3 separate regions of the Homo sapiens genome follow, and regions 1 and 3 are each linked to region 2. Evidence: read pairs that join two places in POLR2A ChIA-PET (ENCODE). Cell type or tissue: MCF 10A. All regions are shown on one strand. Links, peaks and the distances in the headings refer to the core of each region. The heading gives the core; the rest is flanking DNA. Region 1 overlaps MMP20 (matrix metallopeptidase 20). Region 2 has its middle 16 kb from the start of MMP7. Region 3 has its middle 34 kb from the start of MMP7.

Region 1 (6,532 bases), core at 574-5,573, 62 kb before region 2:
AAAATAAAAATTAGCCAGGGTGTGGTGGTACATGCCTGTAGTCCCAGCTACTCAGGAGGCTGAGACAGGAGGATCGCTTGAGCCTGGAAGGTCAAGGCAGTGGTGAGCCATGATGGCACCACTACACTTCAGCCTGGGCAACAGTGAGACCCCATCTCAAAAAAAAAACAAAAACACAACAAAGAAAAAATAAATAACAACATAAATGCATGTGTATGTGTATGTGAAACAGAGAGAGAGAGGAACACCTAAATAAGTTATGTGTCCATATGCCTGACCAGTATAGTGTCATCTACAACCAGTAAAAACCTCTTAGTAATATTATTTATGAAATAATACTTTTTCTAGCTACGACGAAAGGAAAAGGAAAATGGAAAAAGACTATCCAAAGAATACTGAAGAAGAATTTTCAGGAGTAAATGGCCAAATCGATGCTGCTGTAGAATTAAATGGTAAGTGTTTCCACTGAAAACTTTCTTCATGAAAACTATCATAAGAAATCTTGGCTTTGCTTTAACACAACAGAAAGTGGATTTCCAAGTGGGAGTCCTTGGTTTTTATATTTGGTCTTAGGTCCTTTCATAAGTTTATCTAAACAGATTGTCCACTAGAAAGAGTAACTGTAAAAGTTCTGGTATTTTAGTTCTCTCTTTCCTAATGGAAAGTTTTTGTTTGTTTGTTTGTTTGTTTTTGTTTTTGTGTGTGTGTGTTTTGTTTTTTGTTTTTGTTTTTTGTTTTTTGTTTTTTGTTTTTTTTGAGACGGAGTCTCGCTCTGTGGCCAGGCTGGACTGCAGTGGCGCGATCTCTGCTCACTGCAACTTCTGCCTCCCAGATTCGAGCGATTCTCCTACCTCAGCCTCCCAAGTAGCTGGGACTACAGGCGCTGGCCACCAGGCCCAGCTAATGTTTGTATTTTTAGTGGAGATGGAGTTTCACCATGTTGGCCACCTAATGGAAAGTTTTTAAAGTATAGCTTCAATCGATTAGTCAGCTAGATCATAAAGTCTACCGGGGTCAAGATTACCTTTTCTATCTTTAAAATACACATAGTCTTGGTTGGGCACAGTGACACACACCTGTAATTCCAGCACTTTGGGAGGATGAGGTGGTAGGATCACTTCAGCCCAGGAATTCAATACCAGCTTGGGCAATATGGCAAAACTCTGTCTCTACAAAAAAGTTAGCTGAGAATGATGGCACACACCTGTAGTCCCAGCTACTCCGGATGCTGAGATGGGAGGATTACTTGAGCTCAGGAGGTCGAGGCTGCGGTGAACTGTGATTGCACCACTGCACTCTAGCCTGGGCAACAGAGTGATACCCTGTCTCAAAAAAAAAAAAAAATCTGTCTCAAGCTTCTCAGTGCTTTTTCCCACTCCATCATCCAACTCCTGCAATTTAACACATAGCTAGGAAAGTTGAATAGAACTTTGTTGAATACATTTAATTAAATCTTCTGAAGTAGTCAGTTAGCACACTCTTCTTGAAAAAATAGCACAGGGCTGGACACTGTTCAGAAGTGCAAAGACCATTCCAGATGTGGCCACTGCTCTCACAGAATGGTTCACCCAACACAGATGAAATGACTGGAAAACAGACAATCTATAATTTAGTGTTGAGTCATGTGGTAGACTGCACAATAATTGCAAGAGCTGATCTGAGAATTAAAATATCAGAATCGGCAGCAGTCATTGGAAATTTTATAGTAGGACTTCAGATGGGTTTTGAAGATTGGCCGGAGGCTTAACTAGGGAAAGAAAAGGGGAGTGGCTTCCTGGAGGAGAGCAGCCTGAGCAGAAGCACAGTACATAACTGAGCATGGCACATTGGATGACCCCAACAAGAAGGCCTTACCCCGGCTGGAACAAGGAGAAAGCTCAGAAATGACTGAGAAGTTCAGGAGTCAGGTTCTAGGGCATGAAGACAGAAGACAAGCTAACTGCCACCTGACAAATTCACAATTCCTCTTTGGTGACACTTTAAGAAAGTGACAGTGACAAATTCTTCCATTTATATATGTGCTGGACATCTTCAGTAACCCAATTTCAACTTTGTCTCTTTTAGGCTACATTTACTTCTTTTCAGGACCAAAAACATACAAGTATGACACAGAGAAGGAAGATGTGGTTAGTGTGGTGAAATCTAGTTCCTGGATTGGTTGCTAAATAGAAAAGCCTAGTCTTCTCAAGCAATGAGGATGACTACAAGCAGCCTCTAACTGGATCTTAAGGACTAAAGCAGAATGTAGGAGAGGGATTCTTCCAAAGGCCTTCAAATCAAATTAGAATTCACTGAGAATAATAATACTTCCAATTTTTTTCATAGTTGTATAATCAGAATTTCAATCCACATTAGAAAAGTTTTTATATGGGCAACTTTATGCGAAATCCAAATCAACACAATGCACTCTGCAGTTAGACACCATTATTTTTTCTTACCTAATATACTGAAGCAGATTGATCCGTTTGATTTTTATTTCCAGGAGGAAGACTAGTGGTGGATTCCATGACATATATTGTAATTCTTTTCATAGGAAATGTCATTACAGTATGAATTATAATTATTTACAAGCAATGGCTTTTGTGGCCATCATTTGGCCATCATTTGTTATAATAAATATAAATTTCCCAATTTTTACTTAAAAGACATCACAACAAAATACTGCATAAGAGTGGTTTCTTGTGTGTTTAACTTTGTGTCTACTCACTGGTATCTGATGTAGGCTTAGGTGGATAAACCTATTCAAACAAATTTTCATAGTAGGCAAGAGATGGGCACTTTGCAACAGAAAAATTTTTTAACAATAGCTAATAAAATGTTTTAATAGAACAGTTCCTCATTTCTTTTTTCTGTTAATATTTACTAGCTTCTATAATACTTTAATTGGCTACCCACACATCCTGTGTACCTATAGAAAAATTAAACCGTAAGATAACATCATAAGTACACAGACCCGGAAAGAAATAACAGTAACTCATTCTACTTCCTGCTTCCTGAAAACAGCCTCAGTGAAACTATCTTTTACCCAGCTAAGTGAGTGTCTTTTGAATAGTCTTCCATTCAGGGGAGTTCATCTTTTTGTTTTAGTTTTTCTTACGTCAAGCTAAACCTTTTTCCCCTACCTAGTCATCAGAATAGATAAAACTATGGCTCTGTCATTCTTATAATTTTGCTTTAATCTTACTCTCTAGAATGTAAAGATTCTAAAATATTTTAGTGATTCTAAAATTGAATGATAAGATACTTGTAATACTTCATAGACCTCCTGATACATCTACAGTGTTTAACAGATGCTACTATTGTTACCATCATTTATTAAATTTGTTTCATATAGTCACTTAAAAGACCTAATATTAAGAAAGGATGGGGTAGTTACTCAAGATTATTCTACACTTTCCATTTGGTTTCTGTTACTGAAAGTGGCCACTTATAGTCCACCAGATGTTGAATATTTGTTGAAGACAAGGTCTGGCATCCTTGCCTTCTAATGTCAAGGTGCTTCTATAGAGGAGAAAAGTCACTTTTGCAAAAACTGCTAAGAAGGACTTCTTACTATCAATAAGCAAGGAGAAAAACAGGCTGGCAATTTCTTAAAATATTTAACGTAGACTTACCCTATGACACAGCAATTTCACTCCTAAGTATATACCTATGAGAAATTAAAACATGTCTACACAAAAAACTTGCACATAAATGTTCATAGCATCGTTATTTATAATAGCCAAAGAGTGGAAAAATGTCCATTGAGTAATGAATGAATACGTAAAATGTGGCAAATTCAGACAACAGAATGTTATTCGACAATAAGCAGAAATGAAGTCCTAACACATGCTGTAACATGGATGAAGCTTGAAAACATCATGCTAAATGAAAGAAGCCAGACAGAAAAGGTCACATATTGTATGATTCTATTTATATGAAATGTTCACAATAAAAAAATCTATGGAGACATAAAGCGGACCAGTGCTTGTCAGTAGTTGGGGGAGGGGGTTATAAGGAGTGACTACTAATGGGTATGGGGTTCTTTTTTTTGGGATAATGAAAATGTTCTAAAACTGATGATGGTGATGGTTGCACAACTCTGTGAATATATTAAAAGCCATTAAATTGTACACTTTACATGAGTGAATTATATGTTATGTTAACTATATCTTGATAAAGCTGTTACATTAAAAAAAAGAAGGAGATCAAAGTAGTGTGATGATCCATGGAGGTCATGCATTCTGGCAACTGTGTCAGGGACCACATGACAATGAAGCACCAGCCTGAGGACATCCAGTGCTGCACGCAACCAGCCAGATGTCCTCCTCATGTCCAGCACTAGCCCAGAATCGTGCATACAGAAGACACTTCACTAGTCAATGAATTCACTGAAAGCAATAAAGCATATGCTCTCAGGTCTGACTGATGGATTCAAACTCCAGATCTTCTATTTTCAACTGTGTGATGTTGACCAAATTCCCTCATCCTCATTCTCTGTCTCAGTGTCTTCCTTTATAAAATTGGAATAATGGCAGTTTTTATCTCCTAAGGATATTTAGAGCCTTAAATATATGAGTCAAAATATGCAAAGTAGTCCCTGGCACTCTACAGGGGCTCTATAATTGTTGTTTTTGAAGCCATTAGAGTTCATTTTGTTTGGTGATATTTTGGAGAATTTGTATATGTCCCTTGAGATAGCTAAACATCTGATGAGCTATAATATCACAAGAATTGATAATCAATGACCTGAAATTTTTCTCTTCCAAATGTCAAATTAAATCAAATAATTAAAAATACTATGTTTATCCCCCATCTCCAAAAAATAATTCTTATAAATCATTATTTTTTGTTGAGTTAAAGAATTCTTGGCTTTTAGGCCAGGCATAGGGGCTTACACCTGTAGTCCTAACACTTTGGGAGGCCAAGGTGGATGGATCACTTGAGCTCAGGAGTTTGAGACCAGCCTGGGAAAGATGGTGAGACCCTGTCTCTACTAAAAATACAAAAAATTAGCTAGGCATGGTGGCGCATGCCTGTGGTCCCAGCTACTTGGAAGGCTGAGGTGGGAGGACCACTTGAGCCCAGGGGTCAGAGGTTGCAGTGAGCTGAGATTGTGCCACTGCACCAGCCTGGGTGACAGAGCAAGACCCTGTCTTAAGAAGAAAGCTCTTTGCTCTCAGATATAAAATTAGTATGTATTTTGGAAAAATACAGTCTCTCTAAAGCACAAGAAGGTGTGATTGTGTCATAACACAGAGCACTTATCCTCATATGATACAAGAACGTTGTGCAGAAATAATTTATAACATAAACTACTCATTTGACTTCAGAGTAACTGAGTGCAAACATGACTTATTAAATAACAGTTTTGGACAAAGTGTGGTTGAAGTACTCCCTTGAGGATCACGAGGTAGCAAAACAGAGTTCACTTCCTGATGAATTCTATGCATTATCCTATTAATCTCAGTGATGACTCTTTGTGGGCTGAACCTTTGAAAGCACTACACAGGCTACTAAGGATGAATGGATTCACCTCCTTGGGGAGCTTTCCTAACAGCTCCATATTAAATTTTCTCTGGTATAAACCAAGCCCTCTTCCATTTAGCCTAGTCCTAAATGAAAGACCTAAGTTTGCCTTTGGGTCTTCTGTTTCTTTTCAAATGTTTATTGCAAAACACCTTAGATGTCCATTTCACAAAGCAAATGGCAAAAAAACTATGCAGTTTTTCATTCAGAATTCTGTGTATAATATTTTTAAATGCTCACAGGGTCTTCAGGGTGCTTTTATTTATATATTATCCAGATGTTTTTCTTTATTCCTGTTAGTTATTTTTCTTCTACAGACAATGATATTGAAGGTTCTTTGTGAATATTCATAGCTAAAATTACCCAATGAAGTGCCATTTGAGAGGAAATGCATACTGCTGGCCAATAGGTTGGTGTTTTAGACTACCATAATGGAGCTTAGAAGAGTCCAAGCCAAAAGATCGTCGGCATTTCTCCCCAGTAGGTCTGGGTAAAAAGTAGAAACAGCATCTTCTGATCATCTGTCATCTGCCAAGTCTCCTGTCTTTGGTCTCATTCCAATCCCTACGTGGCTTGTCAACATGATCAGTTTAAAAGGTATCCTGTTATACTCAAAATGTCATAATTTCAGGTTTGCTCCCAACACCTAGACCCTTGGAATTGAACTAGAAGCAGAATTGGGAAGCTTGCTGGTAAATAAATTACAATGGGAAATTAGTGAATGGCTTTGGGATCCAAAATAGGACTCTTTTTTTTTTTAATGCAACATCTCTTCATTTTAATGTCTTCTCCATTAGTCTTAACATTCTTTCCTTTAATCTAATGTATCATTTAACATGTTTGGAGATGAAAGTAAACTTTTGTTGCACAATGCAGCATGTTGTTCTGACAAGAGTTTGAGGAGAGATGAGAAGAGAAAACATGGGAGGGAGTTAATGAGAAAACAATTGCAAAACATCAGTTAAGAAATGTAACGCTTAAGTCCATCTCAGATCATTTGCAGTGAATGTCCATAAAAAAAAGA
Region 2 (6,532 bases), core at 952-5,951:
ACTGTACCACTGCACTCCAGCCTGGGCAACAGAGCACGACCCTGTCTCAAAAGAAAAAAAAAGAATGCTTACAGTTAACCCTGGCCTCTATGCACTGATGCCAATAGAATATCCTCAGTTCTCTCAACCAAAAAAGTCTTCAAACAGTACCAAATATCCTCTAAGAGGAAAAATAGCCCCCAGTTGAGAACCACTGAGCTAAAGAGAATAAACTATTTCATTGTATTATACTTAGTATCCCTTCTACCATTTTCACCCAGGACCCTATCATACTCTAATTCTGTACCATCCCATGAGAAAGGAAAACCAGTAAAAGATTAAGGTGACATTGCCTGTTTTTGACACTTATTTGAGGAAAAGATTGTCATATTTTAAGAAATAAAAAACACCTGAATTCCAGCTGGGCACGTGGCTAACGCCTGTAATCACAACACTTTGGGAGGCTAAGACAGGTGGATCATTTGAGGTCAGGAGTTCAAGACCAGCCTGGCCAACATGGCAAAACCCCCTTTCTACTAAAGATACAAAAATTAGCCAGGTGTGATGGCAGGCACCTGTAATCTCAGCTACTTGGGAGACTAAGGCATGAGGATCACTTGAGCCCAGGAGGCAGAGGTTACAATGAACTGAGATCACGCCACTGCACTCCAGCCTAGGTGATAGAGCGACACCCTGTCTTAAAAGAAAAAAATCTGTATTCCAAAGCCAGGGTACTATGTATTTATAGAAGTCCATAAGACTTGGGTGTATTTTGTAAATTACTTGTTATTTTTCTGGTTTTAAAGTCAATAAACTCCAGTTTAAGAAAGAGGTCTTAGCACATGAATTTGTCTTCCCTCCCTTCAAAGATTTCTTTTAAGCAGTAGTGAAGGAATAAAACAGAGCAGGAGGAGGTCTGCAATGGACAAGGGATTTCAATTAATTTCTGTAAGATCTAATACAGCTAATAGACAAAACATACCAGCCTCAGCCTAGGATGTACAAAGAGGCCTACAGTGAAAATGGGAGTTAAAATTGTCCAACTCCTCAGAGGCTTTGAAATCTCAGTTAGAAGGTTTAATGAAGGCAGGGTGAAAAATGGTATTAGGCGATTAACTGTGTATGAGTACATGTGTATAAGACAATTAACTTCATTTCATCCCTTTAACAAAAATGGCAGAGAGCCAGATGTTCACTTCCAGGCAAAATATCAAAGGGTTCTTTGCTAAACAAGTTTTTTAAAAAAATTGAGAGAGAACAGGACATTTAAATTGGGTTCTGTGCCTCTGAACAAAATAACCATATTTTGGCTTTGAGGCTGGGAATAGGGAAGGCTCCATCCATCTGCTCATCCTAACTTAAATGTACGAGTGAACAAGAACATCCATGGACACCAGGCTCCTAGTCAGCTTTCTTGTTGCATTGTTCTGTGGTGGACAGGTCTAGGCAAATCTACCCACAAAGGCTGAGGAAGCTGTGGGGCTGAAGAAAGAGGCTGACAAATCCAGTTTCTCAGAAAGAAACATTTAATAGTGACTTACAAACAGAAGCCTTATCTTGGGCAGCCATAAGACGAGAGGGTGGATTCCTGCACCATTACCCGCAGAACCAGTACTCACATGCCATAGGGAAAGGGTATACATGCTTCAGAAGGGACAGGTAGGACAACCATAGCACAGTAACGTCAAGGTTGTTTTGACCAGAAATTTATGGTAAGTACCTTCTCTTACACAAGGAACAATAAATAAGCCGGAAATCTTGGAAGCCTTCACAGAACTGGGGTTAATGACAAGATAACATGGTGGATTAACATCCAAGATGGAATTGCTTTAGTCTCCACACCCCTTATTTAAATGAGATTGGGAACAAAATAACAACTCATTGAAAAAGGTGGTGATACCAAAAAAATTCACCCCAGAAAAAACAGAAATAATTTACAGAATAGAAGAGGTATGAGAAAAAAAAAATAGGACATTCTCACAGAAATTTGGGACGACATTACACACATAAAAAACAGTAACCAGCCAGGGGCGGTGGCTCACGTCTGCAATCTCAGCTCTTTGGGAGGCCAAGGTGGGCAGATCGCTTGAGGTCAGGAGTTCGAGACCAGCATGGCCAACATGATGAAACCCGTCTCTCCTAAAAATATAAAAGTTAGCCAGGCGTGGTGGCAGGTGCCTGTAATCCCAGCTACTTGGGAAACTGAGGGAGGAGAATCGCTTGGACCCAGGAGGAAGAGGTTGCAGTGAGCCGAGATCGTGTCACTGCACTCCAGCTTGGGAGACAGAGTGAGACTCCATCTCAAAAACAAAACAAAACAAAACAAAACAAAAGTAATACTAAGATTATATTAAAAATTATCAGAGAATAAGCTGAAACTTTTGAAAATTGAATTTATGATTGTCAAGAGAGAAGTATAATGTAAAAGAGTTGGAAGATAAAGAAAGCCACTCAGAATGAAGAGCTGAAAGACAAAAAAATGGAAAATAGGACAGAAAAAGGAAGAAGAAAAGATCAATTCAGGAGGTCCAATACCCAATTCTGTCAGCTTTGAAATATGTCAACTTAACTAAGCTAAACTTTATTTCCCAGAATTCCTTTCTCTATGTTTCTTGTTAGGGCTGGCCACAAGAAAAATCTACATGGAATTTGGACCATGGAAGTAAAGTAATACTTGCTCTACCAAGGTTGATATGAGTCTGGTGCTGTTGCAGCTCATGCACAATTTCGTGGTTCTGCTCATTCACATTGTGAGCACAAAACACTGCAGGCCCAGGGCTCCAGCTCCCACATTATCTCTTCCTTCAACTTCTCCAACTCCTGAGTTAGGCCTGAGTGTGGATCCACACAATAATACTAGTATCTTCTATGGGGCACACACAGAAGCAAGGTTAGAGACCTAGCAACAAGGAGAAGCCATCACAAGCACCTGTGATAGAAGGAGAAAAGTTCCAGCTTGTTACTCATTTCACAGGTCCCAGGTGTCCTGCTCTCCCCACTTTACTTCTATCTTTTAACTGCTAACACCTGTCCTGTAACTTCAAGTTCAGCACCAGATGCAGAAGAAACAGCCAAATCAAGATCGTTTTACCAGCTCCCACAACGGTATGAGTATAAATCCCTATAAGTCCCTTATTTTACATCATTCTTAGTGGTTCTGCTCCTCTCATTGAACCTTGTCTGCTACAACAGCCAATAAGATTTCCAAAAATGAAGAATAGACAAAATAAAGAATAGACAAAATAAAGAAAAGAAAATTATCAAAGAAATAATTGGACATTTTCCAGTCTTGAGAAGGGTGAATGGTTTGGAGAAAAACGAATCTTCAAACGAAAGAGCCAACATCACGTTAAAATTTTAGAACACCAAGAATAAAGAGATTTTAACCATGCCCCAAGATTTTTTTTTAAAAAAAAAAAGGACTCCAACAAAATAGAATTAAACTGACATCAGATTTCTCATCAGCAAAAATGATTCTAAGCTAGACTGAATTAAGGTCTTCAAAACCCTGAGGATGAGTTATTTTTTTCCTAGAATTCTATATATACCCAGCCAAACCATCTATCCAGTGTGGTTGTGGGTTGAATTGTGTCCCCAAAAAGACAAGTCGAAGTGCTTATCCCTTGTACCTGTGAAAATGGGACCTTATTTAGAAATGGGGTGTTTGCAGAGGTAATCAAGTTAAAATGAGGCCATACTGAAGTGGAGTGGGCCCTAAATCCAATGACTGTTGTCCTAAGAAAGCCATGTAAAGACAGAAGAACACAGAGACACACAAGGAAAACGCCAGGCAGTAACAGAGGCAGAAGCTGGAGTGATGCAACTACAAGCCAAAGAACGCCAAGGACTGCTGGCAACCACCCAAAGCTAGGAGAGAGACATGGAACAGATTCTCCCTCAGATACCAACTTGGCTGACACCTTACTTTTGACCTCACCTTCGGAACTGTGAGACTTATTTTAAGCCATACAATTTATGGTACCTCTTTATGTCAGCCCTATAAAACTGATATAAGTGTGAAGCCAACATAAACTCAACTTGTACGACAGGAGTTCAGAAAGTCTATCCCTTGTGTACATTTTCTGAGATAACTAATTTAAAATATATTGCAAACACAAAGGATGAAATCCAAGAAAGATGATGTGAGATAGGGAAATGATGGAAAAAGAATCTCTGAGTGATAGCTGTGCTCCAGGGCTAGAAAGCAACCAGTCCAAATTACAACAGTAAGTCAATGGGACCTAAAAAAAAAAGATGGTTTTTAAGAAAAAATGAAATAGCTACTAAACAATACATGAAATGGTGAGTGAAAATCTGTAAAATATATAGGCTGTGGTGAAGGGACATAAACTTCATCTCCCAATGGAGAAAAATGACAATCAGATATCCAAGGGAAAATGAGGAATTATAATAAAAATCATGATCCAAATATAAGGCCACAAACTCAAACGTGACAGGAGTAATTCTCAAAGAGTAATCAGAGTAATTACTCAAAGAGTAATCAGAGAAGTTGGAGAAAGGATAGCACATTTGAACTGAAGGGAAAATTCTCCTGTGAGAGGCAGGGGTCATGTCGGAACCAGAGAGAAGAAGTATGGTTGTAGCTCACTGCTCAGCCCTGAGCTGAATAATGTTGACACGGTGATTAATTTAAATGCTCTTTATTGGTTGTTTAGTATTCATAATGAGCACACTGATAAAGCTCAGGCAATTTAATGATGGATAGAGAATGAAAAAGTTGTATCAATCATGAAAATGTAACAATATGGGAAGTTGGGAGGTGAAGGGAAGGGAGAGATGCAGAGAATGCCAGAGGCTTTGAGAGCCTCCTATTACAGGGTGGGGAATGGAGAGATGCCCCTGAAACTAATGGAACAAGAAGCAAAGATTTACATAGATCATGTAAAGTTACAAGCAAAACCAATAATGATATAACTCTCAAAATTGGGGCAGAAAGGAAGGACAGCAGAGAGTAGAACTAGTGAGCAAATTCTCTGAGTAGAGAACACCTAACACTGATAAAGAAATAGTGATATAGGCTGGGTGTGGTGGCCCATGACTGTAATCCCAGAACTTTGGGAGGTCAAAGCGGGAGAATCACTTGAGCCGGGGACTCATTTCCAAGTCATCAGTTCCCTTCTCTAACAGTCTTTCTTCTCTAATAAGTATGTCTGACCTATAGCAGGCCTTCATGCCAACTGTGTACTATCCCATCTCCTGTCACAGCTGTTTGGAGCAGGGGCAGACACCTGACCCACGCAGGACCAACATGGCAACGTGGTGAAACCACATCTCCACATAAAATTTAAAAATTATGGCCGCGTGTGGTGGCTCACGCCTGTAATCCCAGCAGTTTGGGAAGCCAAGGCAGGTGGATCACTTGAGGTCAGGAGTTCAAGACCAGCCTGGCCCACATGGCGAAACACCATCTCTACTAAAAATACAAAAATTAGCTGGGCATGGTGGCAGGTGCCTGTAATCCTAGCTACTCAGGAGGCTGAGGCAGGAGAATCGCTTGAACCTGGGAGGCAGAGGTTGCAGTGAGTCAAGATCGCACCACTGCACTCCAGCCTGAGGTATAGAGCAAGAACCTGTCTCAAAAAACAAACTGACCAGATAGATAGATAGATAGATAGATATATAGATAGATGATAGATAGATACATATAGGTAGATGATAGATGATAGATAGATAGGTAGGTAGATAGATAGATGATAGATAGATAGATAGATAGATAGATAGATAGATAGATAGATAATTAGCCTGGCATGGTGGCACGCACTGTAGTCCCAGCTACTTGGGCGGCTTTAGTGGGAGGATCACTTGAGCCCATGAGGTCAAGGAGGCTGCAGTGAGCCGTCATCCCACCATAGCAATCTAGCCTGGGTGACAGAATGAGCTCCTGTCTAAAAAAAGAGAAAGAAAGAAAAGAAATAGTGATGTAAGCATATTATTCAATAACATGGAGGTAACTATTTTTAGACAACTAAAAATAAAAGAAAATGTATTACTTCTGGTGGGGGAAGGAAAAAGAGAAGTTGCTTTTCCTTCTGGGAACACTTTTCCCTGTGGGTTTCATTTTCTAATTTATATAAAAGTGTTGTTTTTATTAAAAATTAAATAAATGCAATATATGTCCATGGGAAAATTTTTGAAAATAAAAATGCATACAAAGAGGAAAAATAAAATAATTTAAAATCAAACAGAAATAATTACTGTTGACATTTTGAGATATTTTATTTATAAAAAATGTGAGGAAACAAGAAAGAGGAAGGCAAGAGTGTTGCTCATATGGTATAATTACAGGTGTGCTAAGGAGAGACTTTGATATCCAATGCTTCCTCCACTTCTAAGCAAATGCCTGAAAATTTATTCCACAATTGCAAACACATTTTTGAAAAAAAAAAAAGGAAAGAAGTAATATATAAACACAAATTTATACCAAGAAGAAAATAACTGATACTGATCCTCTCCTGAGGCCACATGAATGGGATGAAATTATGATTCTCTGAATGGGGCAGAAAAGACAAAAAGATCTTACATGGAAATGACC
Region 3 (6,532 bases), core at 1,069-6,068, 50 kb before region 2:
CCATGATTGTAAGTTTCCTGAGGCCTCCCCAACCATGAGGAACTGTGAGTCAATTAAACCTCTTTCCTTATGAATTACCCAGTCTCAGGTATTTCTTTATAGCAGTGTGAAAATGGACTAAAGCATATATTTTACCCAATATTGATAAATCAAATAAAAGCTTCAGCTATTTAAAAAAATTACTAAATCAGTCAGATCTGCCAAAGATTTCACGTTACTATGTAAACTTAAAGTCTTATCATTTTTTTGAGCTAACAGTCTTTGTAAAAAGAATTTTTTAAAAAATCAAGTACATTTAACATATTAAAAATTCAATTTTCTTATTTTCTGTGAATTGGGGAAATATTTGAATTATATAAGGGCTTACTTATCTCTATAAAAATAAGATGAGAGCTTCTTTAAAAGACATTATAATCTAATTTATAAATACTTTCTAGTATTAATACTTTCTGAAAGCTGAAAAACTTTTCCAACTCTTACAATTAAAGGGCAGTATCTTTCCCAATGACAAATACTAATACATATAGACACATTGATATGTAGAGAGCTTGTGGCTTCAGTCTTTCAATTGTGCCATGAGTCAAGAATAAACACAGAAATACAAACACTAACTAGGCTCGATATAAAAAATCTAGTCTTCTTCCCAGTGGGCACAACGTTCTGAATTGATTTGAGTTCACAAATAGATGAACATAAAGAAAAACAAACAAAAACTTACCAGATTCTCTGTTGTTTTTTACCCAACAAAAAAATCTTCTCCATCATGTACGGCGATCACCAAATGGTTACATCATAAAAACCAAATTCCCAATCATTGCAACAACCAATTGAGAATAAGTTGTTGACTATAGGCAAACCAGAAACAAGAACTAAACACAAAATTACTAGAGAGAGAGGGATAAAACTAGATAAACAGAGAGTGAGTTAGCAAAGCCAAAGTTCTACTATTACTTGGAATTTACTCTGGCAATCAAGAAAAGATGTGCCGACGTTAAGCAACCATTGGTAAACTTCTCCAGCAACACAGTGTAAGGTGAGAAAACCTTCTTTTCTGTAACCATCCTAGGTTCACAGTTGAGACCTCTTAACAAAAGACAGATTCTCAAGACAAAAATATACAATTTATTTAATATAAGTTTCACATGACACAGAAGCTTTCATTAAAAAAATGAAGACCAGAAAAAAAATGGTAGAATCTGCATATTTTTATATTAAGTTTGATGACAAGTGAACTGTCATGGAGAAATATATTTGGACAAAATGTATGATCTAATAGTAATAAAATGGGGAAAACAGCAAATCTTTGCAATCTCCTGATGAGTTCTTCCTGCCTGCTGCACAGACAAAACTGATTCATGGAGACCATGGCACTGCAGTAAAGAAAGAGTTTAATTGACACGAGGCTGGCCCTGCCATGCAGGAAACAGAATTATAATATTACTCAAATCAATAGCCCCAAAGGCTCAGAGTTTAGGGTTTCTGTGGAGTTTGGTGGGCAGAGGGCTAGGGAATGGGTGCTGTTGATTGGCAGGGGATGAAATCATAAGGGTGTGGAAAACAGTCCTCAAGCCCTGAGTCCACATCTGAGTGGGGCCACAGGTTCAGTTGAGTCATGAGTCCATGTTGGGTCTGTCAGAAAGTGTCTCAAAAAAAAATAATCTTAGGTATTACAATCGTGATGTTATCTACAGGAGCAATTAAGGAAGTCACAAATCTTGTGACCTCTGGCCACATGACTCCTGAGCAGTAAAGGATTATAGAAAGATGCCTACATCTTAGCAGAGTTCAGCCCACCACCCCACATAATCCTATTCTTGGGGCCTTTCATTAGTCTTACAAAGATGGTCTTTGGTCCCTAAACAAGGAGGGGATTTGTTTACTGAGGGATTATTCTCATCCTTGCTTGCAAGTTACATTATAAACAGGTTGGGTGCAGTGGCTCACGCCTGTAATCCCAGCACTTTGGGAGGCCAAGGCAGGCAGATTACCTGAGGTCAGGAGTTCAAGATCAGCCTGGCCAACAAGGTGAAACCCCATCTTTACTAAAAATACAAAATTTGCCAGGTGAGGTGGCGGGCGCCTATAGTCCCAGTTACTTGGGAGGCTGAGGCAGGAGAATGGTGTGAACCTGCGACGCAGAGCTTGCAGTGAGCCGAGATCGCACCACTGCACTCCAGCCTGGGCGACAGAGCGAGACTCCATCTCGAAAAAAAAATAAAAATTAGCCTGGCGTGGTGGCAGGCACCTGTAATCCCAGCTACTCAGGAGGCTGAGGCAGGAGAATTGCTTGAACACGGGAGGTGGAGGTTGCAGTGAACCAAGACCACCATTGCACTCCAGCCTGCGTGACAAGAGTGAAACTCCATCACAAAAAAATAAAAAATAAAAAAAATAAATTTCTCCCAAAGTTAAGTTGGCCTATGCCCAGGAATGACCAAGGACATCTTGGAGGTCAGAAACAAGATGGAGTCAAGTATGTCAGATTTCTCTTATTGTCATAATTTTGCAAAGGCAGTTTCATCTTGTTTGTACAGATTATTCTCAGTGTCATTTTATCTTCAAAGATAAGGACATTCCTTTCCTCCAGGTATTGGGAGGGCACCCGGCCTCTTTCTTCAGGGAAAGATCAGAAAATCCTTCCTAGGTTTCATGGTCTGCTTCAGGAGAGAAAGACTGGGAGGAAAGTGGAGTGAACTTCCTGCTTTTCAAATGTCTTCAGCTTAAAATATTTAATATGCCAAGGTGCTATATTTTGGAGTAATGTGTCCTGAACCCCATCAGAAGTTTACTTTGTCAGGAAAGCCCACTTGGGCTTTTCAGTGGAACCTTCAAAATTGCTAAACTATAATTTTTTACAAAGTAAAATCATGACTCTCAAACACATGTAAAATGAACCTGTGTCAAATAATTTGTTGATTTAATTAATTAATGAGGAAACAGAATTTGGAGAATGAGGAGAATTTGGAGATGTATACATGCAACTAGGAATGCTAAAATGGTTTTGCTAATAAATGCAAAACTGATTGATATCCCATAGGTCAGTAAACATTTTCAAGTTTTATCTCTATAATGTTTTATAAAACATAATAAAGTTTTATCTCTAAATGCAATATGCCTTTGCATTTCTGTGAACAAGAATCAATTGCGGCCGGGCACGGTGGCTCACACCTGTAATCCCAGCACTTTGGGAGGCCGAGGCGGGCAGATCACAAGATCAGGAGATCAAGACTATCCTGGCTAACACGGTGAAACCCCGTCTCTACTAAAAGTACAAACAAAATAGCCTGGCATGGTGGTGGGCGCCTGTAGTCCCAGCTACTCGGGAGGCTGTGGCAGGAGAATGGCGTGAACCCAGGAGTTGGAGCTTGCAGTGAGCCGAGATCGCGCCACTGCACTCCAGCCTCGGCGACAGAGTGAGACTCCGTCTCAAAAAAAATAATAATAATAATAAAAATAAGAATAAAAAAAAGAATGATTTGCATTACTGTGGACAGGAAAAACCTGCATTGTTATCAGTTTTCTACAACTTAGTTTCTATTTCTAGGGAGCTATAAAATAGCCTAGTCATCAGAGAAAGTCATAGGTGAGTCATCAGAGAAAGTCATAGAATCAGATACTCTCTGGAAGAGACTTACTTTCATGTATGTGTCAGGGCGATGAAAAACCAACACAGGTACCTTGTAAGCATTCCACTAGAGTTAGCCATTATTTGAAAGTAAGCTCTAATATTAGTTCCTAATATGCTGGGACTTGGGGTTTCAATTCTTTAATTTCCTTTTGAAGTAACTTCTACAATTAAAAACTATACATTGAAAGTTAAAATTGAACAGAAGAGAGTCCTCTAAGTCAAAGCACTGCTTTCTCTTCCCATTTTGAAAAACACTATTCTTCATAAAACTGGTTACTGGGTGAACCTACTGAGAGAGGGGACATCTGAGAGAAGGGACACTGCTTGGGTCAGGGCTTTTGAGGACAGGTGATATGGCTCAGAAGTTCATCTGAGCACCTAAAGGCAGTGCTTGGCATCTGGTAGTTGCTGTTCCTTCAGGTCTGGGAAAGTGCGGGTGGGTCCAGAGCCTCCAGGCAAGAACTAGAAGATATTCCTCTGTCTGTATTCACCCTGGAACCACCCTTCAAACCCACACCTGATAGGTAATCGGAGATGAGTACTGAGGCAGTACAATGCCAAAATAATGGGCTAAATAAAAAATTTTCATCAAGTACTTTTGGGTACAACCACAGTTTTATCAAAAACATAAGAAACTCTTGGCATTTGAGGTTTTGACAGTTGAGGTTTCAGCTTTTTGCAAGCACAAGATGTCCAAGGACATGAGTTTGCCATTTTGCTAAAGGGCAAATTTGGTGCACTTGCATCATGAGGATGGTATAGATGGGAGAAGTACATGAGCAGTAAATCCCTCTGGCCCGTGGGCATCCACATTATAGCATGGCTTACCCATATCCCTCACCAGTGTCAAGTTTCTGCTGTATTTTTAACTATCTTTCATATGCTCTACACTCTAGGGAACAGAAAAATACAAATACCATATAATTGGACAGGAGGTTGTTATTTAAAAAAAAAAAAAAGAATGCAAAGAAAGAAAGGGAAAAAAGACAAATTCCTTACCATCAAAGAACATTCATTTTCATTGGGAAGGCAAGATGAAATTAATAAAATGGTCAACACCAGAGATAACATAGCCAAGAGCTGAAGTAGTTCTATAAGAGAATTCCAGAAAAGTCAAGGGGCCCATGAGTGATTTTGGAGGAGTGAGGTTTTGAATTTCATCCTGAAGGAAGTACACAATTTGGGCAGATGGAAAAGGAAGAGTGGGCATTGCATAAATAAAAAGGGGAGTTGGAACAGGAAGATAGTACCAGGAAATGGAACTAGTTTAGAATGTGCATGGTGTAGAACAGGAAAAGGATAGCCTTTGGTGTCAGAATTAAAGTAAATAGAAAGTAAAATTTTTTCATAGGCGACAAGAAGAAAATAGCATTGAATAAATTCTACATTGTGCCAGCTTCTTTCATCTTATTATTTAATATAATCTTTTTTAAAAAATCCTTTATGAAGGAAAGATCAGCATCATACCCACTTTACAGATGAGTACACAAAGGAGACCCAAGGAGTTAGGGGTCGTGACCAGCTAAGATTTATATCCCAGTCCCCAATCCCTGTGACTCTCAACTCTTCTGACAACTCTTAGTGCTTTTTTTTTGAGACGGAGGCTCACTCTGTCTCCCAGGCTGGAGTGCAGTGGCGTGATCTCAGCTCACTGCAACCTCTGTCTCCCAGGCAAGCAATTCTCCTGCTCAGCCTCCTGAGTAGCTGGGACTACAGGTATGTGCCACCATGCCCAGCTAACTTTTTTGTATTTTTAATAGAGACGGGGCTTCACCATGTTGGTCAGGCTTGTCTCGAACTCCTGACTTCAAATGATCTGCCCACCTCGGCCTCCCAAAGTGCTGGGATTACAGGCGTGAGCCACTGCGCCTGGCTCTGCTTTTTCTAATTACACCTCATGGAGATGCCCCCAAAGAAGAGGTAAGTATTTGACTACGTTCTGGATGTTAAACTCCTGAGTGGCAGGAACTTATTGCCCAGCATTTAATTGATGCTAAATACTCATTAGATGGGTGAATCAAATTATAAATCAGCGGAGAATCCATTCTTAGAAGATAAATGGTATAAATACACAATAAAGGGGAAATCATCATAATTTTTAAGGGAATTATGAAGAGTTAGGACTCTTATATTGGGCTTACATTGGAAAGATCCTGAAAATCAAGCTGAAAAACTGGAATTTATTCCATAAAAAAAATGTAGGTTACAAAATGCAGTTTTTCACTGGAGCTATAAGATAAAGGTGGTGTTTAAAATAATATTTTAAATTAATTAGTTCTCCTCAAGGTAACTGAAAGGAACAATTACTTACATACCTTGTGTGAATATAGTGGACTTTCATATCTAGAGGAGGAGGAGGAGGACAAGGGAGAAGAATCACAAGGAGCAGGAAGAGGGGGAAAGGAAGGCAAAAAGAAGAATAAGAAGACAAAGAATAAAGTCAGGAAAGAGAAGATGAGCAGCAGGGGCAGTAACAGTAACAGGAGAAAGAGAAAGAGGAGTGGAAGAAAGTAAGAAGGAGGAGAAGAAACAGCAAGTGACAAACCACATCCTTCTCTTAGGAAAACATTGTAAGTTTATTCAACAGACATAAAATTACTCTGAGAAATTGCTTACAAAAGTTTACAAATGCTTTCAAGTTCTGTAGAAATCTCATTACAGACAGGTAGTAAACAGTTTGCAGGCAGGCCTTGGCCCATGGACCACATTTTCGGTAACCCTGGGCCATAGGACACAGCCATTCAAAATAATGTGCCTTCATTTCAAACTTGTCATCATATGAACAATATTATTCAGCAGGTTTCCAAACTGAGGATGCTGTGACTAAAAGTTATCATCTGTAAAGTGTGTTAATATTCTATACACTAGTTTTGTGAAATATTTTAAAATACCACAGAGAAGGAA

Evidence for each region. ChIA-PET counts read pairs that join two places held together with the same protein. Peaks named below come from ENCODE experiments on the same cell type or tissue, not always from the same donor. Only the 100,000 strongest peaks of a DNase experiment are listed, where the experiment ranks them.
Region 1: POLR2A ChIA-PET joins it to region 2 with 6 read pairs; 4 of 35 experiments call an interaction of 5 or more read pairs at or near these places.
Region 3: POLR2A ChIA-PET joins it to region 2 with 5 read pairs; 4 of 35 experiments call an interaction of 5 or more read pairs at or near these places.

Annotation. Positions count from the first base shown.
Region 1 is chr11:102,572,959-102,579,490 of GRCh38, reverse strand. It overlaps MMP20 (matrix metallopeptidase 20), which reads left to right. Exons shown (of 10, transcript NM_004771.4): 9 at 349-452; 10 at 2,065-2,659. The coding sequence ends at 2,165. Among named protein-coding and RNA genes, the nearest start is that of MMP7, 45 kb to the right of the region's middle. In MCF 10A, for the core only: no CTCF peak of the experiment used is centred there; a DNase peak (open chromatin) is centred at 5,460.
Region 2 is chr11:102,511,332-102,517,863 of GRCh38, reverse strand. No RefSeq gene overlaps it. Among named protein-coding and RNA genes, the nearest start is that of MMP7, 16 kb to the left of the region's middle. RefSeq lists an enhancer at 6,430-6,532. In MCF 10A, for the core only: no CTCF peak of the experiment used is centred there; a DNase peak (open chromatin) is centred at 3,833.
Region 3 is chr11:102,561,392-102,567,923 of GRCh38, reverse strand. No RefSeq gene overlaps it. Among named protein-coding and RNA genes, the nearest start is that of MMP7, 34 kb to the right of the region's middle. In MCF 10A, for the core only: no CTCF peak of the experiment used is centred there; a DNase peak (open chromatin) is centred at 3,613.